2 separate regions of the Homo sapiens genome follow, and region 1 is linked to region 2. A link is a loop called in an ENCODE intact Hi-C map of the cell type or tissue named here. Cell type or tissue: GM12878. All regions are shown on one strand. Links, peaks and the distances in the headings refer to the core of each region. The heading gives the core; the rest is flanking DNA. Region 1 has its middle 17 kb from the start of OR9K2. Region 2 holds the start of MUCL1 (mucin like 1).

Region 1 (2,930 bases), core at 269-2,768, 290 kb after region 2:
TAAAACAAAGTTTACCTTAAAATTGAAAATGTAAATACAGATGAAGGATAACTGAAGAAAGAATTAGGATACTTGAAAAAAAAAAACAGCAAAAAGAGACAGAGATAGATGATACCAATAGTGTTAGAGAGTCTGCAATATGTCCAGTGGAAATGATGGAATTAAAGAAAGAGAATATGGGTTGGTAAAATGATGCCAAACAGAAGGTACACTACAAAAAATGTACCATAGTGAAAACGCACAATACCAAAGACAAAGAGAAGAAGCCAGAAGGAAAGACAAAATAAAGATAAGTTTAGTAAAGGAAAACTTAGACTGATGGCTGAATTCCCAAAAGAGATGAAACTGATTGTATTATCTCAATAGATGCCGAAAAGGCACTTGATATAATCAGAAAAATGCAAAAATAAGTCCACAATGAGATGATGCAATATCATGACCATAATTGTATAAAAACATTTTAAAATATGATTGCTACCAGCTACTGGCAAGGATATCAATCAATGTGGCATGTAATATGATGATGATAGGAACTAAATGATTTGTTATTATCTTCTAAAATTAAGAAATGCCCTATGGTTCTGCATAGTTTATGCATATATATGTGTGTATACATATGTATGAAATATATTACATATTCATCAAATGCTTAACATTTTAACAGAATATTTATTCTTGAGCTCACATATTCTTTTTAGGGTAATCATCCCTTCTGATACACGTATGTTTAAAGCTGCATTGGTAAATGATACTTGCTCATAAGTTTTCCTTATTTATTTATTTGAAATCCTTTTTTTTACCAATTTGAAATGCTTTCCCCCACAACAGATATACAACATTAGGTGTAAAGCTATTTGTCTCAGGGCATTGATGTTATCATACCACTGTTTTCTGACTCATATGTATACACACATATATATGCATAAACTATGCAGAACCATAGGGCATTTCTTAATTTTAGAAGATAATAACAAATCATTTAGTTCCTATCATCATCATATTACATGCCACATTGATTGATATCCTTGCCAATAGCTGGTAGCAATCATATTTTAAAATGTTTTTATACAATTATGGTCATGATATTGCATCATCTCATTGTGGACTTATTTTTGCATCTTTCTGATTATATCAAGTGCCTTTTTGGCATCTATTGAGATAATACAATCAGTTTTATCTCTTTTTCTATTAATGTGGTGAATTATATTAATTGGTTTTCTAATATTAAACCAACTTTACATTTCTGAGATATAATCAACTTTTTCATAATGCACTACACTTTTTTACATTTTAAATCCTATTTTAACATAACAAAAAAGTTTCAAAATGTATTTTTTTCCCCTTAAGAGTAAGGATCTTGTTGTGAAGTAAATGGTGTGATCCAGGATGTGCGGAACTGCTCAGGATTTCTGGGTAGTTGTGGCTCCAGAAGGAAATCCTGTACTCAATTGTAGTTTGCTGCCATCTGGTGGCTGTTGTCTACTGCCATGAAATCTAAAGATTCTGGGTACTGTAAAGAATGGAACTTCGAGCACAATGGTAAGAAATCTAACTATTTCCAAGAAACCTGGTTTTCATCCCCACCATATTACCCTGAGCAAGGAAGATTGGTTGAAAATAAATGGAATTGTGCGAGCCACCCTCTAACTCCTTGTTTCCCAAGATAAAGTTGTCTGACACTGTCTGCCTTGTTTTCCCTCCCCTCCTTTTGTTTTTTTCCCTCACTGAAAATAATTCCTGTAAGATTTCATCCCTGTTCCAGAAAAGGGATGAAGAGAAAATGGAAAATATTTGCCAGTAACATTATATCTGAACTTGTCTTATTCTGAGGTGCATTTTCATGGAGTTTCACTGAACTTCATTTATAATTGTGTATATGTTCATCATCAAGACAGAACATTATTTATTTTCCTCATAATAACCATGGCACCTTTTGGACTCAAGCTTGTATTACATCATTAAAAGGTGAAGTTTTTCTTCTTTTTATTCTAAAGAGGTGGTTGAAATTTTCTGCTCCTTGAAGGTTTGCAAAAACTGACAAGATGCCATCTGGACAAGTGTTTTTTATGGGAAGAGTTTTGAGGAATGATTTTAGTGGTTAACAGAAGGGGTTATAATCAAAATATTTAACAGCTGTTCAGTAATTGATATATACAAATGCTTATATATCAATACGTAAATCAATAAAAAGTCCCTTTTATGATCTTAGTAAACTGCTTAATGAATGATAAAATTTTTAGCAAATCTATTGATTTTTACAAATTATTGGGGGAATCTTTGGATTTACATCTTACCACTAAATACTGTCTGAGCCACAGTTTGATGTGAAACAACTAGACTAGACCAAACCATTACAAAAGTTGTCCCATTAAATGAAAAGTTATCACATGATGTGGTGTTCAAAAGAATTTTTTTCAGCAAAATTTCTATAGTGCTGAATTCTCTTCAAATTTCTGATAACTATTATCAACATTTGAAGTTTTCTGGCTCCTTTAATGCTCTCTGATATTTTTTATATTCAATAACTCCATTATTCAAGAAGACAAAATCATTTTTCCACTGACATATTTAATTAGATGATTTAAATTTATTAATGTTTTTTATTTTCTTTCTTTCTTTTCTTTTTCTTTTTCTTTTCTTTTCTTTTTCTTTTTCTTTTTTTTTTTTTTTTTTGAGACAGCATCTGGCTCTGTCGCCCAGCAGAGGTGCGATCTTGGCCCACTTCAAACTCCACCTCCTGGGTTCCAGCAATTCTCATGCCTTAGCCTCCCAAGTAGCTGGGATTGCAGGCAGGTACCACCTCGCCTGGCTAAATTTTGTATTTTAAGTAGAGACTAGGTTTTGCTATGTTGGCCAAGCTGGTATGAAACTCATGGCCTCAAGCCATCTGCCTGCCTTGGCCTCCCAAAGTGTTGGGATTACAGGTGTGA
Region 2 (2,930 bases), core at 220-2,719:
TTTCCTGTTTAATCCACTGTGCAGTTTTGATCTCTTAAGGGGACCCTAACTGATACATATGTTTAATCTTTTTTTCTTAGCAAGCCAGTCATTGTCTTAAGTCTGTGTGGTGGGTCTCTGCCTCTGTGGAGGGACACAGTGGGCTCTCAATAAGTAACCGTCTCCTAGAAGACCCTTCAATTTGTGTCAGTGTTGTTGGGAGGCCTTACAAAGGTGACTGTAGGGCTTATTCCCTACGGGGTATAATCAGATAGTATCTGTCTTTTAAGTCTTCCTTCCTTCTTTATCTCTTTTAAATATTTCTCTTTCACTTTTCCTTCAGAATATGTGTTTTTTTCTTAGCGTTATTTATGCTAATCTCTCACCATATTATGACAACTCTGTGCCTCATGGAAGATATGAGTTTACCCAGGACAAGGACACTGACTTGTCTTTCCGAGGTTGAAGACCACTCCCTCAAGAATTTCCTCTGCCTTTCTTCATTCACCTGATGGGGACCTCTTAGCATGTTTTGGGGAGTAGACTGGTTGCTGTTATCAGACAGACTCTCCAATAAAAGGAGAAATAGATGTTCAGTGCTCTTCCAGATTACAGAGATCCTTCCAATGAGGGTATGACCCAAAAAGGCATACTTTGTATGAAGAAGAAGAACTTTAAAGCAAGGGAAATCTTTAAAATGTAGAGAATTCCCTATGATTCTGGGTATTCCAAATGTTCATCACCCCTCTTTGAGGCCTCAGTTGGGTCCAGCACTTGATTGTGCTGTAAATGTGGATTGTTTTCCTCCCTTGCTGTCTTTACTTAGCAGCTTGGCTCCATTATGACAAAGGGCAAGTAGATTGATGGAACTTGGGGCAGTGCTGGGCCCTACTCAACAACTGCAGAGAAGTCTGGATGACCATATTCTACATGCACTCACCATTGCTTTCCTTCAGACTGACCATTTCCTTTCCGTTGCATTATCCAAATATACCACGTTGTTGATTCCTCAGCTCCTTAAGAGTCTGTTCAAATATCACCTATTCAGTAATGCCTTTTTTGGTCACCTTATATAAAATTGCTCCCCATTTTCCATCTCTAAACTCTCCTTTCTTCTTTCCTGCCTTCTTTTTTTATTAGGCCTTATCACCTCACACATAATACATTGTGTTTTCTCTTTCTTTACTTTTTTAGTGTATGAATTCCTGCAAAACCATGTATTAAATAAAATTTTTGTGTGCTTTGTTCGCTGTTATTTTTCTAACATCTAGCATTGTGTCTGGCATACAATAATGCTCAATGAATGTTTTTTGAATGAAAAAATTGATTAAATGGATGCATGAATTAACAAATGTTAGTTTATTCTGTATACTTACTCCTTGATTTTGAATTTTTATACAATGGTTGCTAAATCCAGTAAGGTCATAGTTCGTTCTTTAGATCATTCAGTGTTGGACTCACTCTGCACCAGTGTCAGATGACCTAATTACATGTTCAGGAGGGAGGCCATGACTCGAAGAATGCACAGCCTGAGTTACACCGGATGGTCTTTGGATCAGGCTGCTCTACCCTGATTATTCCCCTAGGGGGAGACAGAGGTCTAAGCACTCTGTAAGTGTATGACTCCTAGAATCTATGAAAAGAGCACTGCAGATTTCAGGAAGGCTGGTTATGGGGCATCTCCAACCTGTCATAGGAGCTGGTAATTATGGAGACACTATACCCTACATGTAAGAGGATGCCTGGAAGAGAAGTTGCCTGGAGCATATTTAACATGAGAGACTCGAATTGAAACCTGTTTAGCCAGAACCAATGATTTGAATTCACAACCTTTCCAAAGGGCCCCTGGCTGTGTTGTTGATTCTCCAGTGGTTTGTGTCCCAACGTTTCCTGGCATTACCTAACCTGGATTCTGGTTGACAGCTCCTGATTGGTGCCCTCTGCATATATATTGTCAGGATGTGGAATCCTGAAGTCAGCGCCTTGCCTTCTCTTAGGCTTTGAAGCATTTTTGTCTGTGCTCCCTGATCTTCAGGTCACCACCATGAAGTTCTTAGCAGTCCTGGTACTCTTGGGAGTTTCCATCTTTCTGGTCTCTGCCCGTAAGTAAAGATTCTTACCTGAACATAAGTTTTGTGGGAATATACATAAAATATCTCCTCTAAAGATGTGGGCTTATGGTTGCTTAGAATGTGCTTTTTTACCTCTCCTAACTTGTTCTATCACCATTTTGACTGACCGTTCAAGATGGAGATGGTTATCCTTAGGCTCTTCTTAATTCAGTCAGATCTTACTTCAATAATACCTTGGAACCCAAGTTTATTGTTACTGTTAGTAAAATATGTTCAAGAAGGTAATCAGAGGTTTATTTCGGGAAAGGAAAAATGACCACATATTAGGTTTTTATTGGTTTTCATGGGTTTTATCTTATCTGTGCACTTGTTCTTCCTCAACTGGTACACCAAGGACTGAGGGTCTTCCATTGTAAAGTCTGGAATATTGTCCATATTCTCTCTTACCTCCATCCTCCAAACTGGTATTCAGCTAACATCTTAATTTTTCCTTCTTCTCTTTCAGAGAATCCGACAACAGCTGCTCCAGCTGACACGTATCCAGCTAGTGAGTCTGCACTTGAATGTCATCTCTTTCCAGCAATAACCATTTTTCACTTCCAGCCTCATGTCAAACAGCCAGTTTCCATGTGGATAGTCTTTGTTATAAGGAATCCTAAGCAAAAGTCTGTGAAAGCTATATTCCTGATTTTAAAATTCACCACAAACATAGTGAATCTGCTTATTTCTTATACATTCTTAGAATATATGAAATCTAGGCCATAGACTTATACAAATGTGGACTTATTATTCATTGTTTTCCAGCATAAGGCACAAGAGCATGAGGTCTGATGTTGTAGCCTGAGAATTTTTGAGAGATGCCTCTAATAAATGGAAGGA

What was found. Hi-C counts contacts between places; a loop is a spot of excess contacts. Peaks named below come from ENCODE experiments on the same cell type or tissue, not always from the same donor. Only the 100,000 strongest peaks of a DNase experiment are listed, where the experiment ranks them.
Region 1: it touches region 2 in a loop (3-fold over the local background); 2 of 110 quality-filtered maps call a loop at or near these places.

Annotation. Positions count from the first base shown.
Region 1 is chr12:55,141,993-55,144,922 of GRCh38, forward strand. No RefSeq gene overlaps it. Among named protein-coding and RNA genes, the nearest start is that of OR9K2, 17 kb to the left of the region's middle. In GM12878, for the core only: a CTCF peak has its summit at 1,471 (motif pointing left); a DNase peak (open chromatin) is centred at 1,464.
Region 2 is chr12:54,852,560-54,855,489 of GRCh38, forward strand. MUCL1 (mucin like 1) reads left to right here and starts at 1,957. Exons shown (of 4, transcript NM_058173.3): 1 at 1,957-2,081; 2 at 2,557-2,598. The coding sequence starts at 2,024. RefSeq lists an enhancer at 156-325. In GM12878, for the core only: a CTCF peak has its summit at 1,562; a DNase peak (open chromatin) is centred at 1,532.